3 separate regions of the Homo sapiens genome follow, and regions 1 and 2 are each linked to region 3. The links are chromatin loops, found by intact Hi-C in ENCODE. Cell type or tissue: dorsolateral prefrontal cortex. All regions are shown on one strand. Each heading gives the region's core, and the rest is flanking DNA. Links, peaks and the distances in the headings are about the cores only. Region 1 has its middle 18 kb from the start of MIR100HG. Region 2 overlaps MIR100HG (mir-100-let-7a-2-mir-125b-1 cluster host gene). Region 3 overlaps MIR100HG (mir-100-let-7a-2-mir-125b-1 cluster host gene).

Region 1 (6,843 bases), core at 1,162-6,161, 130 kb after region 3:
TCATGTGAAATTAAGGAATAACGGGGTCAGATGGGTGAGGTGGCCCATGCCAGTAATCTCAACACTTTGGGAGGCTGAGATGGGAAGATTGCTTCAGGCTAGGAGTTTGGGACCAGCCTTGGCAACACAGTGAGACCTGTCTCTACAAAAAACTTTTAAAAATTAGCAAGGCATGGTGGTGCATGCCTGTAGCTCCACATACTCAGGAGGCTGAAGCAGGAGGATCGCTTGAGCCCAAGAGTTCAAGGTTGCAGTGAGCCATGATTGTGCCACTGTATTCCAGCCTGGGTGACAGAGCAAGACCCTATCTTAAAAGAAAACAAAAAGAAAGAAGAATAGAGGGGTTGAGTAATTTGCCCAAGGATGCAGGGTCTGAACTGAGAACTTACTGTACAAAAGAGGAGGTCATAGCAAAACTCTTACAAATGACTATGATGCTTTTAAAAGCTCTCACCTTTGCCAAACAGGTCGGTATTGCTAGCAAGAATTAGCAGCTCTTCTCTTGCAGTGGCCTTAGAGCTAAAGGCTTGTTGTTTGATTTCAATGACAAATGTCTCCAGTCTTTGAAGATATGTTTGATTTTAAAAGTCATGTGAGGTTAAGTCTGGTAAGTGGTCAGGCTGAGTGGCAATGGTTTGAGTTATTAAAAGCAAGGTGTTCCCTTCACTATGAATGATGGTTTTCTTAGTGATAATCTTTGCCTAACTGGACAGATAATTCCAAGAAAGATATTACTGAAGAAAAAAAAAGACTCAGTTCTTGTCTTTGTAGAGCTTCCAATCAAACTAACTCTTTAAGTCAGTATGACTGTCAGTCACTGAAAATTCTAACCTTAACTATTTATTTATTTATGTATTGAGACAGAGTCTCACTCTGTGGCCCAGGATGGAGTGCAGTGGCATGATCTTGGTTCACTGCAACCTCTACCTCTCAGGTTCAAGTGATTCTCCCGCCTCAGCCTCCCAAGTAACTGGGATTACAGGCATGTGCCACCACGCCAGCTAATTTTTGTATTTTTAGTAGAGAAGGGGTTTCACCATGTTGGCCAGGCTGGTCTCAAACTCCTGACCTCAGGTGTTCCGCCTGCCTCGACCTCCCAAAGTGCCACTGCACCCGGTCTCTATTTTTTTAAATAGTCAAATGGAAGTATAGAGCAATCTATTCACACTATCTCAAAAGATTATAAATTTTTGAGTCAGGAAGGAAATTTCCATTATTGTTGGCATTGTTGGCTGTGTGATCTTGAGCAATTTCCCTGAGTCTCTGTTTCCTTGTCTGTTAAGTTAGGATACTTCACAACTTTCTCAAGAGGGACCCTGAGAGGGAATTAAAACTAATGCCTTCAAGCATTCATTGTATAAAGGGAATCAATTTCTCTTCTATCATATAGAATGGTACTAGTTATGCACCATCCTTGGGGTAATTGAGAAAACAAGTCACTCAGATCATTTCCTATGTCCTATGGCTCAGATAAAACCAGGTACTACATGTGAAAGACTGCATGAGGATTCAATAGGATAATAAATAGCGTTTATTGTAGGTATAAAATAGCATTTACTATAGGTTTAATAAATAGCATTTATTATAGGTGTTATTTATTATATGTGTAATAAATAGCATCATGTATGGCACATGGAAGGGGTACTCAGTAATATTAGTATTTTTCCTTTTCTACAGCAGGTTGGAAATTGGGCTGAGGTTTTCACTGAAGATGATAGCAGTGCCCTTCCACAGTGTGACTCTCAAGGCAGCTTCTGGGCGCCCATCTGCCCAGAATGACAATTTTTCCTATAAGGAGGCACTTTTGAAGAAGGAGAGGAAAGGGATGTTGATTGGCATTCTGTCAGGCATTCCATGAACTAAGAAATGAATGGGGATCATGCTGGTGGCTGTAATGGATCTGGCAGCCCCATAGTCACTCCTTCTTCCCTGTATTTATCTGTTTACCTAATCCACTTCTTGACCGACAGCTCCTTGAGGGCAGGGGCTAAGGACTAGTCTTTAATTGTACCTTTATATCTGCAGAGACTAGCAAATATTAATACCTATGAGGCATTAACGACTTCACGGTTTCCGAGGAAAGCCAGAAGGTATGAAACTGGGACTGTGGAGCAACCTCTTGCTTTTCATGGAACTTTTAGCCTATGAGGCACTTCAGGGAAAAGAAGTTCTTCCTGGAACCCAGGAAGCTGAGTTCCTCACGTCTCTGAGCTCAGAGCGTCTATCTCATGTCAAGATCCCTTCGACAAGTGCAGGAGAGGGTGACAGGACGGCTGCATAATCAACCCCGCCAGCTCACACGCAAGCTATGACCTCCAGAAGGGACAGGACACCTTTAGAATACTTTCTACCATTTCGCAAGCTTCTGGGCACGAAGTTCTCTAATCTCAGGTCCCCACGTGACTCCACAGTCCATTTTTCTCTTCTCACATCTCATCTGGTCAAGCTTGACTAAAATTATCTTGTGAACCACCCAAGTAAACACTTGCCTTTGTCTCTTCAAATGGTGTCGATGATATGTCAATGTACACACACACCAAACTGATATAGTATCGCTAGCAGTGTCTCTTTAAAGAGGAGATGTTTTGGAAGGCAGGACACTCTACAGTAAGAGCCTTTTGCTGTGCAAGGTTCACAGCTGTTGCTGTGGCAACTCTCACAACCTCGCTGAGTATCCAAATAAATAGTTTGTTCTTTTTTTTCCTCCCTAAGTAAGATGGGGGAGGGGGACGATCGATGAGACTTGCTATTGGGATCCATTTGGAGTTCTGGAGTCAGTGCAAAAATTGAGGTTTCCTAAAACGACAAAGAAATAAAGGCTTTGGGAAAAGCCCACACCCCTCAAAGGCTGCAGATGGAAAATGGAAGGGAACTGCGTGCTGGAACCTTAGCAGGCGCCGTGGCTTTGAAAAGAAGCTCCCAGCAGCAAACACCCAGGCAGAAAGAAAGAAAGCTGCGGGGTTCCGACCCCACATTCCGGCGGAGAGCTCGGGCCTCTCTGCGGGGGGGACGCCCAGCCTCCCCCGGCCTGCCACCCCAACCCCCCTCCTCCGCTCCCCCCACAGACACGTCTAAACAGCCCAGGATCTCCGGTTAAACAAAGAGAGTGGTATGCCTTAAAAAAAAAAAAAAAAAAAAAAAAACAAACAAAAAAAAACTTTTATTTTCGTGTGATAGGTGATATGTGGAAAATTAATTACAGGAAATAGCACTGCGAAAAGCAGCAGCATTCGTCTTTAAATGGATATGGTCCCCCCCTTCTCCGCCCCCCTCCTGGCTCTTCCTCAGCCCGGCGCAGACAGACACCGCCCCTACCCTCCCCCAAACTCTTTTGTTATCAGTTGAATCACGTCTCGTGCCAAGCAAAAGGTCATTTCAGGTCATCTTGGAGATGAAAGGACGGGGTAATGTATATGAAGGTGCGGGAATTGGCAAGCCCAAAAAATATATACATACACATATACATATACATATACATATACATATACATATACATATACATATACATATACATATACATGCACATAGAGACAGAGAGAGAGAGGTGGGGCAGCGCGGGGGCGGGGGGAGCGCGGTAGTGGGGATGTGAGAAACGCCAGCATTCTAACAAGAACAGAGTGATGCCAGAAAGACGCAGGAAATGTTTCAAAGCATGACAAGCACTGTCCAATCTGTAGCTAATTCCTTATAAAAATAAGAATGTGGCTTATAATTGTTAGGTGCCTGGAGGGTAATTAGAGTTTCTAATTGTTCTCATCCACAATCTCATTTTTGACCCTTCATCAGAGAGCGAGAGATGCCGCCCATTGCGAAAGTGCGCGTTCTGGAAACGTGCTGCATCTGCGGGGCTTTGGCGAACGTGCTCTGCTGGGCCAGAGAGGCGGGACATATCAGACTTAGAGCCTCCACCAGAAGGGGGTTGGGGGCAGAGGGTTGGCCTGGTCCAGTCACCCTCTTGAAGGGAATTTAACCACCAGGGTATGTGGGCAGTATATTTAGGGTGTTTCAGTAGCAAGCACAGATCACTTTGTTTGGAGATAAGAAGAGAAAAAAAAAACGAAACAAAAAAAAAAATACCTTGCATAGAGTTGTTGTTGTTAATGTTTTCCCTACACTGTTTACTGGGTAGGGATGGCATGGTTTTTTATTTCTCTACTAAAAGAGACGCCACTCCCTCCTTTGAGTTTGTAATTCAATGCCATTTCAATAAAGACAATTGGCTCTCGCTGTCTCTGAATTCTTGCCAAGTGCATTTTCCCCTTTCTTTTCCTTCCCACTGCTGTATTTGAATGTCCTGTATTTGCCTCATCAATTTTTTTTCTAAGAAGCAAGTTTGTTTTTTTTTTTCCAATAACGCAGATGCCAACAGCAATCTATCAAGCGAGTGGGAGGTTTAGGTAATAAATCGTTTGTTCCCAGATACCAAAAGTTTCTTACATGGAAACTCCCCCTATAGCCTCCGCTGCCATGGGCTCCGCTCCACTCCCTCTTCTTACTAGTCAAACTCCATCTACCACCCCCCATTCTTTCCACACCCACAGCAATTCAAACAGGGAGGCTTCTGAGGCAACCAGTTAAAGGTAAGCTGATTCTTGACAGGTTCTGTAATAGTAAAGCCAATGAGATTTGGTAAAATTCGTCTGTTACCCCATCAGTCCTGGAAAATAGCTTTTTACAATGGTTATCATCTCAATGTGTGGCACCTGCTAGAGAAACTGGCCTCCATATATGCCTATTCCCCAACTCACACCATTATAAAGGCATACTCACTAAAGTTATACTAGCTTCCTCATTACTAGAGTCATGTGTTTCTAAAGAAATACAAGTCATTTCTGTAACTGTTGTAGATGCTAGCAGCAGAAAGCTCAACATCCTGGGGGTTTGAAGGGAATGGACTCAGTTCTTAACAAAATGGCATTCGTATATATGGGGTGTAGGGAGGTGGTCATTGTGCAGAATGAAGGGAGGAAGGAATAGAGAGTAGTCCAGAGGGTCGGGCAAGATACCTTGATTTAGCCAAAGTCAGCAGCTACCTGATTAATAATTGAAGTGCTGTTAATACGTGGATGAGGATTGTCTGATGCTTACACCAATCAGAGGATGTGGCACCCCCAAGTAACCAATGAGACTTCTCAGGCATTGGTCCTTTTCCATTCGTTACATGCACCCTGAGGAAAAACCCCAAGGCAAATCTGATGATGTCGGCTGGGGCATGCAACTGTCACATAGAGAAGATGGCAAGTTTCCTCTATTTATCATTTCTGTTGAGCAGTATTGTATTATACACACGAGCAAAGCAACAATATTCCATGTTTATGTCTTGCTAGATCACCTAGAAGTTCCGACAGACTTAAAATACAATCAGGCATTTCCCATGCCTTACTGAGAAGGAAGAAAGAAAGGGATCTAGTAGTGATTAAATAATCACTATGTATCATGTGATAGTCACTTTAAATCACTATCACTCAGTCCTCACATCAACTCTGTGGATAGTGTAATTATTTCATTCACTGGCGAGGAAACTGACAATCAAGGTGGGTTGAGTAACCTAATTAGAGATCACCACACATCTAACAAGAGAAGGGAAGAAAGCTCACATTTAGTGAGCACCCCTTGTTTCAGAGACTATGCTTAACTTATCACACATCTACTTTCAAATAACCGTATGCTATGCATAATATTGTCTCCATATGATAGATGAAAGTGAGATTCAAGAAACTTAAGTAACTTATTCAAAGTCACAAAGTTGGTAAATGCAGGAGCTGGAATTCAGACTCAAGCCAGTGTGACGCCCAAAGCTCATGCTGTTTGCCTGCAACTGATGCCTCAAATATTAGCCTGGGATAGAAGAATGAAAGGTTAGTTATCAGCCTTACTCCCAATAGGACAGCACACAGTATATCCTCAATCCCTATAAGCTTACCTCGAAAAATTTACCTTGGCATGTATATAAAGACTGTCCATGATTGGGCATAATGAACAAAGTCCCATTTGTCTAAAGGAAACTGTTTCAGACAGTTTCACGGAGGATCACAAATATAAGCCTTTAGGTCTGATCTTCAACTCAGACCTCATGAGCGATGTTGGTTTGCTTAATGTTTCAAAGGCAGGAAAAGTGAAAGACAGGAAATTCCCTGGGCTTATTCTCATTCTAGCTTTTTACTATTAAGTCTAAGATTATTTCTGAATGTAATCACCAAATCTGTCATTTTCAACTGATTTGGCCATTTTAGTGTGTGGCATTTATTTACTCAATAAAATATTGAGTGCTTACTAGGCACCAGGCAATGTGCTCTATGTTAACCATACACCAGTGTTTGTGCAATTGACAGAGTAATGCTGCCATTCATTGTTTAGGGAACATCAGAGGAGAAGGAGAAAAAGAAGGAAGATCGGGAGGATGTAATGAAGTGGGTGGATTTGGCAGACTAAACTGAGTCTGAGGTGCCTGCAGAAGCACCTGCTGGTGCTTCCTGATAAGTAATTGGAATTATGGGTCTTGCTTTCCGGAGACAAATCTGGACTAAAAATATAGTCTCAGGATGGACTCACATATGGCAGATGGTAACTCAAGTCATGGTGGTAACTGAGATCATCTGGGGAAACAGGGCAAAATGGGAAAAGAACGGGACTTAGAATAGCAGAGACCAGAAGAACCTAATGTTTAAGGGATATTTGGGATCAAGTACGTTCCCCAATTTCGTATGTGGCAAAGTAGGCCACCCTTTTCATTAATTTGCTAATTTATCCAACCAGCCCTTACCCATCACCTCCTATATGTTAAGTGCTCATAATGCAAGCATGAGTAACATCTGATTCCTTGCCTTGAGGGGATATAATAGA
Region 2 (6,843 bases), core at 990-5,989, 79 kb before region 3:
ATCACACACACAACTGGTTTGCATGAGCTGCTGAGAGCCAGCTCCAGGATACCACAGTGCCTGTTCCCTTCTGAAGATGAAATTTCTCATCGTCTCTGGACATACCCCAGAGACCTTGGACCATGGAGAAGATACTTACCTTTTTCTGTGGGAGGAGCCAGTGCATGGAGGAAGCGTGGTGCTCAACTGTCTACATCAGAGTGCTGGAATGTACATGTCACCAGGCTATTTTTCATTAAAAAGTGATGACAGCTAAATATATTCCCTGACTCTGCGGCTAATAACTTCCTGACTTAGACCTCACTTGCTAGACCCATTCCTGAAACCAGACCGCACTAGTCCCTGTGGGGCTTCTATTATTGGTGAGCCATCTCAACAGATGCAGGTCTAACCAAATCCATGTCTAATATAAGCATGCAAATTGGGAGATGAAAGGGAAAATTTTATGTGCTGAATCACAATCCACAGAGAGAGAAGTAGGGGCATAAGCAGCTGCCTGGAAGACAGGACACCAAAAGTCATTGTCATAGAGGTCCTAAGCAGCACAGGGTTCATTCCGTCCAGCCATCATTCATAGCTATGCCCTTTGAATATTCATCTCTCACATTAAAAATATTTGCCTGGCTACCCTGTTATGAAGGCAGTATGTGTATATCAAAGCATGGTTTTTGCAGTGAGACACACATGAAGCATTTTATCTGCATTTTAATACCATTTAATCCTCACTATTATTATGCCCATTTTACAGCTAGGAGAACTGAGTCACAAGGACACAAGTGGAAGTTCTTGAATTAAAACCAAAATAAGCCTAATTCTAACAGCTGAGCTCTTTGCCAATTTATTTTAAGTCTCATTTCCCTGCTGACCAACTCTCCCTTCGTCTTGCTTCAAAAACCACACTAATTTCTTCTTCTCCTATTTTCTTTTTTTTTTTCTGAGACAGGGTCTCACTCCCATCACCCAGGCTGGAGTGCAGTGGCATGATCATGGCTCACTGCAGCCTCGACTTCCTGGGCTCAGGTGATTGTCCCACCTCAGCCTCCCGAGTAGCTGGAACTACAGGTGCATGCCACCACACCCGGCTTTTTTTCTTTTTTTTCTTTTTAGTAGAGACTGGGATCTTGACATATTGCCCAGGCTGGTCTCAAACTCCTGGGCTCAAGCGATCCACCTCTCTCAGCCTCCCACAGTGCTATGATTACAGGCAAGAGCCACAGCACCAGGCCTATTTCTTCTTTTAAGAGCTTGCCAAATGCTACTATCTTAACTTGGAACTTCTCCCCACCTCCATCCCTTAAACCTATCCAAGTTCTAGCCACGCTTTAAGGCTCTAGTAGGAAAGTCTCAACTTTCCTGTAATGTTTTCTCAGATGATTCTAACCCAGGTAGACATCCCACTCATATTACATGTACTGCCTCTGTTGGCATTAATTTGGCGTTGCCTCAGTTGTACCATTTCATAACTTGTTTGGCTTATTTTCTGACCTAATGCGCAAATTGTCAAGGGCAGAAACCATGTGTAGACCTCATAATGCTAAGTTCTAAGTAGATACTAAAAATTTTTTTAATGAATGAATAATACTGATACCATAGGTCTATTGATGGACTGAAGCTCTGAATATTCTAGAACTGGGAGGAAGATTCAACATTTTTGAAGGCTTACTACGTGCTAAGCCCTAAGTTAGGCATTTTATACAATGATTTTATTTAAACCTATATGGCTGATATTGTGACTTCCATTTTACAGATTTTTTAAAAGGTCCAGAGAGGTTAAGAAATTTGCTAACACAGGGCTGGGTGTGGTGGCTCATGCCTGTAATCCCAGCACTTTGGGAGGCCGAGGCGGGCAAATCACGAGGTCAGGAGTTCGAGACCAGCATGGCCAACATGGTAAAACCCCGTCCCTACTAAAAATACAAAAAATTAGCTGGGTGTGGTGGTGGGCGCCTGTAATCCCAGCTACTTGGGAGGCTGAGGCAGGAAAATCACTTAAATCTGGGAGGCGGAGGTTGCAGTGAGCCAAGATCATGCCACTGCACTCCAGCCCAGGAGATAGTGTGAGGCTCTGTCTCAAAGAAAAGGAAATTTGCTAACACGTTATTAGATTGTGGCAGAGCTACGACTTAAATGTAGACTAGTCTGACTCCAAAGCCCGCACCACACAGCCACATGGGTCATCACTGCATCTGTGAACGAGTTAACCTACACAAACCCCAGGGGACGGGGATCGTAGCTAGCCCAGAAAGAAATGACAAATGGTCACTTGGTAATACATTCTAGGTTCTGTTAACTCTAATATTCAGAAAGTTGTTCTTCATGTCTGACTTAATTCTCTCCTGCTTCCATTTCATGCCATTTCCCCTTGTTTTGTAGTCAAGCATATGGAAAACATCTGGCTACCATTTCCTAGACACCACTCCTTCTTGGTCTAAAAAATTCCTGTGGTAGCAGCTCAACTTTATTTTGTGTCATCTAAAATATAGCCACACACCTTTTAGAGTGTAGGTTGTCCTAACTGATAGGCTTTCCTACCCAGGCAGAATTATAGCTGTCAGCAGGGAAAATGAGTGAGAGCTACTGGCAGGATGAGCTAATCCGTGGTCAGATGCTCTTGGATCAAAGATTCATGCTGAAACCAGCCGTCAGAGCAAAGAAGCCAAGTTCATGGATGAAAAAAAAATGAGGCTGGGAAGCACAATGCACCCCAGTGACCTACCATTACCACTGGCCTCAAAATAGCCTTGGAGCCAGGATAGGGGGTGGGAGAATATAGAAACCAGGCAAGTAGGCCATGGCAGAGATTAATTTGGGGAAACCAAGGATGGGCAGACAGCCCCCATCCCCTGGCATCTGGGGAACAAGGGCAGCTGTACAGGAAACATAAAAACACAGTGGAGACCAGAGGAGGGGAGTCAAATGAGAATGCTAAATGTTTGGAACCCAGTGGCTAAGAAAGACGTTGCCAAGTGTCACACTGAAAACAGGAAAGCTTTCCTGGGCCCTGGGTGTGGAGGCCACCGAACAATGAAAGGGGAAGCCTGTAAGAAGAATAACAATGACACGGAAGCCTGCTCCAGCCTGGTGAAATCCCTTCTGCAGTTTTTACAAGAAGCAAAACAAACAACAGTCTGACCCCTCGGCTCGCCCCCGACGCCACACCCCCTCCTCAGTCCGCATGTTGGGTCAGGAAGGGCAGTGGTGTGGCCAGATCCATGAAAGGGATTCTAAGAACAAAGCCTGTGCCGTTTACCTGCAGATCAAAGTTTGCCGTTAATAACATGTGTGTTGGAGAGGGCAGAGAGAGGACCGTTGCCCCTGCATTCCATTAAAAAGGGATTATGGGCTGTCTGACCAGGTAAGCAGTGTGATCTGTGAACAGAAACTTGTCCTTTGGAAGTGGGGCTGTGGCAAAACAAAAGCCTTAGGAGACGTAATCAGCAACCGTTCACTGCAGCAGGGCGGGTGGCGCGGTGTCTGTGTTTGTGCCTGTGTGCAAGGGCATGTGCGATATTTTCTGCTGTTGCTAAGATGGGTTCCCCCTTCACTGGCCTCTCGCCCAATCGAAAGGTAGCTGCTCCTCATTGGCTGCCTGGCTTTATCGAATGACCATGACGAGCTGGAGCGAAGCCCACCTCATTGGCTTATTCCTATGGCCATTGTCAGGGGAGAGCAAATCAGACACCTAATCAATATTTTGTGAAGTGGCACTAGACTCTTGGCTAAATTTGCATTAAATTTCTCCCTGTCTGTGCCTTTGCACTCAGATAAGCATCATATTAACTTCGGGGATAGAGAGAGAGACGAGCAATCAAACACTGTCATCCTTCAGCCATTTTGGATGAATCTCTGAGTCTTGGCAAAAATCTTGGAGTGCCGAGCGTGCAACAGAGAAATTAGTCATAAACAGATGCAAACCTCCCGAGCAGAGACATATTTAACTAGGCTAGATTAGTGGTGGCCCTTCTAGACAAAAACTGATTTACTTCCTTCCTTCTTCTTTCCTTCCTTCCTTCCTTCCTATATTCATTCAACAATTATTTATTGCACACCTATTCTGAGTCAGGTTCTTCGATGGCCCCGGATATATCACTGTGCCAGGCAAGAAATATTTCCCTGCTAGGTCTTTCAGGGTGCTAAAGGGCCGGGGTTCATCACATGGTAAATTACCTGGCTCTTGAAGAAAAGAGAGGGGGCTCTGATCATCATCCATGGAACGAGATGGAACCGAAGTCCCACAGATGAAAGTCTCCTGAGTAGGCACAGATTCTGAATGAAAAACTGGCCTAGTAACTGGAGTTCCCCAGAATTCAACATGAATGTCAGTTAAAATGTGGATAGGTAGTGGTCCTGAGGAAGAGAAAAAAATGGATGTGAATACATTTCCTGTCTTTCAGAGAAAACCAGGAAAGAAATTCCACATGCCCTCTACCTCCCATCACTAAGCAGCTAAGCTATACCTGCACCCCTGCCCTCTGCGCTCCTTCCTGTTGGAACAAACAACGAGGCGTGTTTCTATCAAAATCAACGCTTTGGCTTGTGTACAAGTCCCAGCGCCATTCGCCCACTCAAGCATCTCCTGTCATTCTCACCTTGTTCTCTTACATCATCAAATTTTCAATCTTCCCCTCTCATCATCATTAAAAAATGCTGCAATATCCCTCATCTTTAAAAATAAAGATAATTAAAAAAAACACACACACAACTCTTTATAGATCCAAGGCTGATGTTCAGCCAGCGCCCATGAGCACTATTATGGTGATTGCTAAAATACTGAAAGAATTCTGGATGGGTTGGTGAGCACTGCTACCCTGAGCCTCCCGAGTATCTGCCTCTGACCTTTTCCAACCTAGCCTCTTCCCTGGGACCTCCTGGACAGCCTATAATCCAGAAACCAAAAGGTTAATGCCAGGACCAGCAAAGTCCTCCAAGACCCTGCTCCAGACCTATAGGCAGCATCCCTTCTGACTGCTCAGTGCCCATGCCATAGTTATTCTAATAGCATCCCTGCTTAGACACGGCATTTTCTTCGAGTCATTCCCTCTTCCCCTCGCCACTACTTTCCTCTCCTTTAGAGTAAAACCCCTGGAAGAGTTGTCTATCCTGTCTCCATTTATCTTTTTTTCTTTTTTGAACCCATTTCAACCAGATTATGTTTCCAATCTCTCCAGCATCACTTTTCTCAAGGTTATCAAGGAAACCTCCACTTTGCCAAATCCAAAGATCAGGCCTCAGTCCTCATCTTATTTGGCTTACTAGTGTCATTTGACACAGCTGACCAATTCCTTTTCCTTAAAACATCTTTTTTTGTTACTTTCTTTCCTTGTCTCTGAGACGCCACTTTCTCCTGGCTCTCCTTCTTTCCGTCGGTCTGCCTTTTGCTCTCCTTTTCTGGTTCCGTCTCACCATCCTGGTCCCTAAGGCTGAAGCTCTCTAGGGCCCAGTCTCTGGAATCTCATCTATTTTCCTCTCTGCATTCACTCTTTGGGTGATCTCTTCTAGTCCCTTGACACTGAATACCATCTATATGCCAATGATTGTCAAATTTCTATTTCCTGCACCAACATTTCTACACTCATAATCCAATTGTCACTCTGCGCCTTCACTTGAATATATAATATACATCTCAAATTTAAGTTGTGTAGAACTGCGCCCTTGCTATTCCCATCAAAACTTCTTTTTCTTGCCCCTGGTCTTCATCTTAGAAAGTGACAACATCATTTTTCCTATTGCTGAGGCCAAAATCCTTGGAGTCAGCCTTGACTCCTCTCTTTTCTCTCACACCAAACTATAATCTACCAGTAAATTCTGAAGCCCTACCCTCAAATCAGACCCAGAATCTAACGATTTATCACCACCTCCCACCACAGCCATTTAAGTCCAAACCACTATCATGTGTCTCCTTTATTAATGCCATGATGATGCAAAGGTTTCCCTGCTGTCAGCCCGGCCCCTTTTACAATCTCTTCTTTGCACATTGGCTGAATAAGTCTCTTCAAGTAAATTTAGTTCATTATACTCCTTTGCTCAGAGTTTCCAAATGGGTTTCATCTCGCCTAGAATAAAATTCAAAGTCTATACACTACAGTTAGACACTAAATGGAGCCCACACATTATTAGCTGGGTTCCGGCTTTGCTCCACAGTGTGGCCATCTTCCAAATATGTTATTCATCACAAGGAAGACTGGGTAAGAATATGAATGTTTTATTATGCAAATCTAAAAATAAAACAAACAAAAACAAAATATTTGTTACAAAGTTAAATCTTAATGATGGTCCCTTATGAACTTCAACTTTTTATTTAAGGGCACTATATTGCCTTAATGTGCATTAAAATGATTTCATTTTGTCTCCATTCATACCATGAGCTGAAATTAAATTATGTCTAATTGTCAGTGTACATAGTGGGCAGTATTGAATCAACAAATGCTTAGAAAATGACCTTTTTTTTTTTGAGACTGGTTCTCACTCTATCATCAAGGCCAGAGTGCAGTGGAGCGGAGCAATCATGACTCACTGCAGCCTTGACTTCCTAGGCTCAAGCGATCCTCCCACATCAGCCTCCAGAGTAGCTGGGACTACAGGCATGAACCATCACATCTGGTTAATTTTTGTATTTTTGTAGAGATGGGGTTTTGCCATGTTGCCCAGGTTGGTCTTGAATTCCTGGGCTCGAGCAATCTGCCCATCTCAGCCTCCCAAAGTGCTGGGATCGCAGGTGTGAGCCACTGGACTTCTTATTAATTACCTGTGAGGATGATAATGATAATCATAAATTGAATATTCCTGGGTAAGTTATGGCATTTTATGTATTTAAATTACATATATTTCCAACAACTTTATCTC
Region 3 (6,843 bases), core at 884-5,883:
AATGATCAATTTGGAATAATTTTTTCTAGATACTTACGGATAGTACAATATTTAGAAGGAAGAAAACTATGGAGGACCATTTATAGGTATGTGATATTTCTAGGCTAAAACTAAGTTTATAAAATGTGTAAATTTGTTTTTTAGCAAAATCGTTTAAAGATGGAGTTCAAATTTAATCTGCTCCTCTGTTTCTTTTTAGGTAGAATCAGTTTTAATCACTTGTATTGATTTGAAGAAATATAAATTGCATAAAGTTAAAGTGGCTGGAAGAGATCTCCAGATTTTCATGTTATGTCAAATGCCTATTTGAAATACTTTCCTAAAAATCTGTTTTGACGGTGTAACTCTGTAACCTTTGAAAACTTTGGGAGTTGTCAGGAGTTGGCCTGTTCATAGAAGACAATCACTCATGCATAAATGTCATTCAAAAGAACAGCTATGTTTAAGGTACAAAATAACATAGTACCAAGACTTAATAGCCACACAAACGATAGTCAAACCCTTTTTTTTTTTCCTACAGAGCAGAAAGTTACCACAGAAATTTCACATGCAAGCATAAATGATCTGAAAAAGACAATCACCAATTTAGGTTGAAATGATTTCAACATTTGAGCAAATTACAAACAGCAGACCTGGCCTTCCTTACAACTTCCATCTAGTTGTTGCACTGAACAAAAATAAACAAATGGAAAGCTTGACAGATGAATAAGACTTTTCTCATGATTTTAAAAAATGAAAATGCAACAGCAAAGCAAATATCACCACCGAAGTTATTCCGAAGAAACTGCCTTTGGTATGTAGGCTGGAGCAAAGACTCCAAAGCCTCCCCTCGATCTCCCATCAGAATCCTCCACTTTTGCTGTATTTCCTAATTTTGTAGACTCTATTGCTGAGCTCTTTATCAAACCAGTGTGCAATAAAAAAGCCTCCACCGTTCTACTAACTTGCAATTTTCTCCCTCCTCCTGGACAGAGGCCACTAGGAAGGGAAAGCCTCAAAAAAAAAAAAAAAAAAAAAGAGGAGTGAAAGCGAAGAAACAATAGACAACCGTGGCTTTGACAATGCCTTCCCTCAACCCCCTTTCTGCTCCTGCTGTGACACTTGCATTCAAGAGCAAGGACGTCTGCCATCCGATGCATGGACAATGGAATGAGGAATACAAGGCAGCGGGGAAGAAAGGAAATCAGATGAATTCTGAGCTAAGATGGCAGGGTTCTCACCTTTTCCATTTTGGGGAATTTTTTTGTTTTTTGGGTTTTTTTTTTTTTTTTTGCCAAAAATAAAAAGTCTGGATGGAGTCTTCCCGCAGAGAAGAAATAAAAAGAGTGTTTGAATTGTTGGATGGTTCTGAAGGCTTCTGAATTTGCAAACGAATTTTAGAACTATTTGCAGAGGTCTACTTGCTGCCAGTCATCTCTCTCTCTCTCTCTTTCTCTTCTGTTTTATGTCCTGCTATCTCCATCATGCCTCTGTTACTATGAAGACTTTCTGCCTGTGTAAGTAAGTGAGAGTGTGCATTCCTTAATGTTTGAATCAAGACACACGTCTGCATGCATTTCTAATCTAAGAAGCCTATAGCAGTTACTACAACTATCAATTAGTCAGCAATAGCTGAGAACTTCAACGCCTCTGAAGGAACAAAGGTGGAAAGACAGGCAGATACTCCAGCATCTGGATCATGCAACTTGCTGGCTACAAATAATGGCACCTTCTCTGGCTTTTATCTGTGTTTAGTCCTCAAATCTATGTAACATTATGGGTTATTAATGTATCCAGCCACATAATTAGATATGGAGCATCTAAGACATATATGTTTCTTTGGCATTATTGGGAATAAAATGCATTAAGCTGAACTAAAAGGAATTGCCTGCTGACAAAAAAGAGTTTATCGTATATGTGATCTACGTTCCATTTTAATCAACTCCCACTAGAACTGAAATTAACTATACGGTAGAGTTCTTTGTTCATTTCAGTGGTTTTTATGAAAGAAGCTAAGAAAATAGTGATTAAAAAAGGAAAGCTAAATATTTAGCTGTAGAAAAGCATATAAGAAGATTAATTTTCCTCCATAAATGAAATCATTTTGGTTTAAACTCAAGCCTGGATTTTGGTTAATGTTGAGTGGGTTTGTGTGGGGGGGCTGTGTGTGTTTAGTTGCAAGTGTTGTGAGCACCGTCTTACACTGCATATGTCTGTGTTAACTTGTATTGAATATATTCTGGGCTAACCACCTGAAACAAAATAAAGACTTCTTTTATCTCATTTTACAGAAACCTCAAAAAAATCGACCCTTCCGAAAACCAATGCTCTGCCTTTCGTTTTCAAGGACATTAAAATATTGCTAACTTGAATACACAAGAAGAAAGAGGGTGGTATAAGTAACAGCTGATCTCACTCCCTTTTAAATATAAATCATTTCAAATGGAATGATGTCCTTTGCATCTGATGTTATCTGTGATTTTGTCCCTCTTTTCTGGTGCATGAAAAGCAATGCTTCTTTCCTCCGCACTTTTTGTTAGAATTGAAATAATTTCCAAGCGAGATATGGAAAATATCATGAAGGTTAACATTTGTCTCTAACTCCATAAACACAACAGAAAGTCTCACCTGAGCACAGGTATTCACAGCCAAGCCGTAGCAGAAGCTGCAAAACAATATCCCCTCATTTCCCTCTGCTACTCATTCCTTTTCTTGGGACTATCACCCCAAAGAGCAAAATTTTTTTCTTCCTAAAGAAAATAGCTCAGACAATAATTTTACCCCTGTTAACTTGTGAGGTAACCACAGAAGCTGAGAAATTCGGGACTAACATTCAAAGAGAAAACCCAAACAATAGAGCAGAAAAACTGAGTTGCAGGAACCGGGAATGAGAGTCTAGCAAGCTTTTATAATGAGGAGAGGTGTTAGAAATCAGGATAAAGCAAGTCCTTATCAAGATAAAGCAGGGGTAGACAGGGGGGCACAGTAACCCCCATCAAACCCTGTCACTTAAGAAAGAGAAAATTCTAACAAGGTTGAGGAAGAGAAAGGAAATGGTGCTAAATAGCTGGCGAGGTGACCCACCGTCCTGTTTGCTCCTTGGCTCTTGCCGAGGGGAATAACAGCCACAGCAGTGACAACGGAGTTCTAATGTGTCAGGTGCAACCTCTGCCCCGTGCTCTCTACCTCCCAAAAACGAAAGAAAATCATGCCTCAGATAGAACACAACAGGAACGAGCAGGCGCCATCGTCAAGTCCCGGACCCCATCAGCACCGGCTGGTCTATGAAAGCCTTGTATCAAGGGTCCCATTCAAAGGCAACGAAGAACCAGAGACAATGGCAAATCAAAAACTGGCAGGGTTTCTGGAATAATTTAATTCCTCACTCCAGAATTTAGATGGGTATAGCAAGAAACACAGGCGAGAGCTCCTTCACACCAAGACGCGAGCATATGCCTGCCTCTCTGTGGATGTATTTTTAGACATAATATCATGGGGAAGGCAGCCTGTGCACTCATCAACAGCATTTGCTTCCTAACGTGGGTGCAGCCTCTTTTTCACTCTGAGAGTAGCTGATGAGCAGAGGAAGCAATCCACATTTCTCACCAAGCCAAAGGTCAGGAAGGAGGACCCCAAACCACAATCCATTGTCTCTGTGCTCAGAAAGCATTAAATACATTTTCAAGATGTGTTCCAGTATGAGGTCATGCCGCGTGGCAATTCGCTCACTTCCTATTTTTCCACAAATGACTTATTCTATCATCCAAAAGCATAACCAGAAAAAGAAATCACACCTTGACAAAGACAATTCAAACACTGTAGACGAAGGATAAAAATATTTGACAGGACATCTATTATTAATAACATGTACTAAACTTTTTAACATGTCTGTTAAAAGCAAGAGACGGATAATGATTTATGTCAGATTTAAATGTGCTTTAAAATTGGATATTCTTCGCATTCACTTCAAGCTTCAAACATTTAAAATAATAAACACACACAAAAATAGCTCAGCTCTTTAAAATGTGATTAACTAGAAAGGAACAATTCAGCCTTTGCAAACAAATTAACTGTAATCTGGTATATTCTTATCTGATCTGGGGAATTTTCCCTTCGTGTGGAGGATTAAAAAATTTTTAAAGACTCCTTTAAATTTTTCATATTAAAGTAGTAATCAAATATGTATGTGGACTTATCTATACATAGACAAAATTCTCAAGTTAATTTAAACTTATGAGAGAAATCCAAGGACTAGTAGGTCAAACCATCAGAAAAGAAAAATAACCATAAAAACAATCTTTAACCACACACCAATTTCTAGTTTCATGCACTTCTGGAATAGAAATGGACTGAATGGAAATGAATGAAATTAATTTTTCACAACCACTATATTGCAAAACACAATCACTTAAAATGAAGAACAAACAGCCCACCTTCCATATTTTTGAGTCAGAATTTGTTTGTGTCAGAATTACGTTTTTTAAAAATATTGTATGTAAGTAATCTGTAAAAGAGAGTTACAGGATGGATTATTTCTAACTCTACAAATAAGCATTCTGAGTTTTGATTTTGCTTTAACAATTGAAACAGTTTACAATTTCACATTGTAAATCTCACTAGGACTGAATAATGCTCTCACATGGATTGACAAAGAAAGAAAAATTCATGTCAGACCAAAAGGCTTCTTTCAGTCAGTTTCATGCAGCTTTCTTCCAACGGATCTGGGCCAAAACAAATGTAGAATCTTGAGCTGAACTATCCATCACATTTTCCTAGTCTTTCAATTAATGACACTGCAATCAGATCGATAGAATGTAATAAGAAAAGAGCTTTGCATTTCTATACCTATTAATTCGCTGAGTAACTCCAGCAGTAAAACGTGACCTGAAAGGAAAAACACTCAAGGAAAATGAATTCTCTTAGCGTATTGAGCAATGACTCCCTGACCCAAAAATGAACACTAGAGTTTCTATCTTCCAACCAGGGTTATTAAGATCTAAAGATCAGATTGCCTTGTCAAGAGTGAGCTTATTCTTTTTTCACAAGATTCTCTGCAATACACTCACACCACAAGAGGTCTAGTCAAATTGGCCATTTTTTAGAATTTTGGAACAAACATCTTTGAAGTGCAGGTTAGAGTATCTGAAAGGAAAGGCATTGTTCTTCACTTCCTAGGCCACCCTGAACTACCACATTTCTGATCTTGGTTTTCTGTGATGTTCTGCCCCAAGGAATTGGGTTTAGAAAGGGTGAAGCAGGGAAAGAATCGTGGGAATGCTAATTGAGCACAGCCCCATTCCAAATTATTGCATTGGTTTGAGTCTATGCAAACAGTGACAGACATAACAATGCAATACGATGTCTGGATACTCCATATTTATCACCAGAGACAGAGAACCCGGAACACACGGGATGAGCTTTCTGTGGGAAGGATGAGGCAAAGAAAGGCTGGCCTGAGATTATCATGTGCGTGTCTAGATTTTAATGTCACTGGAGGTTCATAAACAGTAACTTCAGTCATAAAAAGTAGACTCTTTCTACTAAATTAGGGTTATAAGGTAGTTCAATCAACCACTAGTGTAGCAGAAAGAACATAGGTTTTGTTGCCAGACAAACCAGAGTTTGAATTTCAATTCTATCATATACTAGTTAGCACCTCTGAACCTCAAATTTTTATTAGCAAAATAGAAATATTATTGCTTACTTGAAGGGCTACTATGAGGGTTGAGTGAGATAACATATGTAAACTATGTGGCACATAATAGCTAAACCTTTCCCCTCACAATCCTTGTGTTTCCAAATATAAACTAGCAGTAAAAATACAATCTTGGCTGAGCACAGAGGCTCAGGCCTGTAATTCCAGCACTTTGAGAGACCCAGGAGGGTGAATCGCTTGAGCCCAGAAGTTCAGTACCAGCCTAGGCCACATAGTGAGACTCTGCCTCTACAAAAAAAATTTTTTAAGTTAGCCAGGTATGGTGGATGTGCCTGTCGTTCTAGCTACCAGGGAGGCCAAGGTGGGAAGATATCTTGAGCCCAAGGAGGTCGAGGCTGCAGTGAGCTATATGATCACACCACTGCACTCCAGCCTGGGCAACAGAGTAAGATCCTGTCTCAAAAAAAAAAAGGAAAAAATGCAATCTTATTGTACAAATTAAATGAAATAGTGTATATAGAACTCTCAATAAACTGTTCACCAATGCACAACTGAAGGTATTATTATTGTTGACAAAAATAACAATAAAGCCTTAAAAATTGAATATGTTATTTCATCTAAGACATAAAGAAATAGTATGGTCTGAGACCTCCCTTTTTTGCAATTATGTATTTAAATCCAAGGGGAAATATTGCTGCTGGAAGAGCTGTATCAAGTGAATTGGCCACCAGCAACCAGTCTTTCAGTGCACGCCAATCTTAGTTGCCAATGGTAGCACCATCTTTTGAAGGTTAAAAAAAAAAAGTACTTAAAATTCCAAGATGAAACTACAAGAAGAAATCTAGCAGTGAGTTGGCGGAAACACCTTTGATGAGAAGTAAGAATAGCACGGCTAAGTGTTCCCTGTGTTTGCAATAAAAGAGGAAAAGATCTGATTATTCATTTAATAAGTTTTTATCTATCAGTAGAATATTCATAAAACAGTATAGGTGGGAGCTGTAGGGAAGATAAATTGCCCTCAAAGAGCTTCAAGTCTAAATAAAAAATATTTATGTCATAAAATGAAAATAATTACAAAACCTGAAGTGAGAAAAATACTACTAGTCTTGGAATAAAGTTTGGCAGTAATTGATGTTTGACATCTGCAGTATCAGAAGTATTTTAAAAGGACCTCTTTTATTACTTTGTCATGACAATCATTAACTAAT

The links. Peaks named below come from ENCODE experiments on the same cell type or tissue, not always from the same donor. Only the 100,000 strongest peaks of a DNase experiment are listed, where the experiment ranks them.
Region 1: it touches region 3 in a loop (4-fold over the local background); 18 of 110 quality-filtered maps call a loop at or near these places.
Region 2: a loop joins it to region 3, with 4 times the contacts of the local background. A loop is called at or near these places in 4 of 110 quality-filtered maps.

The regions. Positions count from the first base shown.
Region 1 is chr11:122,437,687-122,444,529 of GRCh38, forward strand. No RefSeq gene overlaps it. Among named protein-coding and RNA genes, the nearest start is that of MIR100HG, 18 kb to the left of the region's middle. RefSeq lists an enhancer at 3,739-4,403. In dorsolateral prefrontal cortex, for the core only: no CTCF peak of the experiment used is centred there; DNase peaks (open chromatin) are centred at 2,934, 3,295, 3,555 and 3,855; H3K4me3 peaks cover 2,216 bases; H3K27ac peaks cover 4,996 bases.
Region 2 is chr11:122,226,672-122,233,514 of GRCh38, forward strand. All of the region lies in intron 2 of MIR100HG (mir-100-let-7a-2-mir-125b-1 cluster host gene), which reads right to left. Among named protein-coding and RNA genes, the nearest start is that of MIR100, 78 kb to the left of the region's middle. RefSeq lists an enhancer at 3,178-4,008. In dorsolateral prefrontal cortex, for the core only: no CTCF peak of the experiment used is centred there; a DNase peak (open chromatin) is centred at 3,550; H3K4me3 peaks cover 1,072 bases; H3K27ac peaks cover 4,476 bases.
Region 3 is chr11:122,306,187-122,313,029 of GRCh38, forward strand. All of the region lies in intron 1 of MIR100HG (mir-100-let-7a-2-mir-125b-1 cluster host gene), which reads right to left. Among named protein-coding and RNA genes, the nearest start is that of MIR100HG, 110 kb to the right of the region's middle. In dorsolateral prefrontal cortex, for the core only: no CTCF peak of the experiment used is centred there; DNase peaks (open chromatin) are centred at 1,105, 3,215 and 3,385; H3K4me3 peaks cover 3,708 bases; H3K27ac peaks cover 5,000 bases.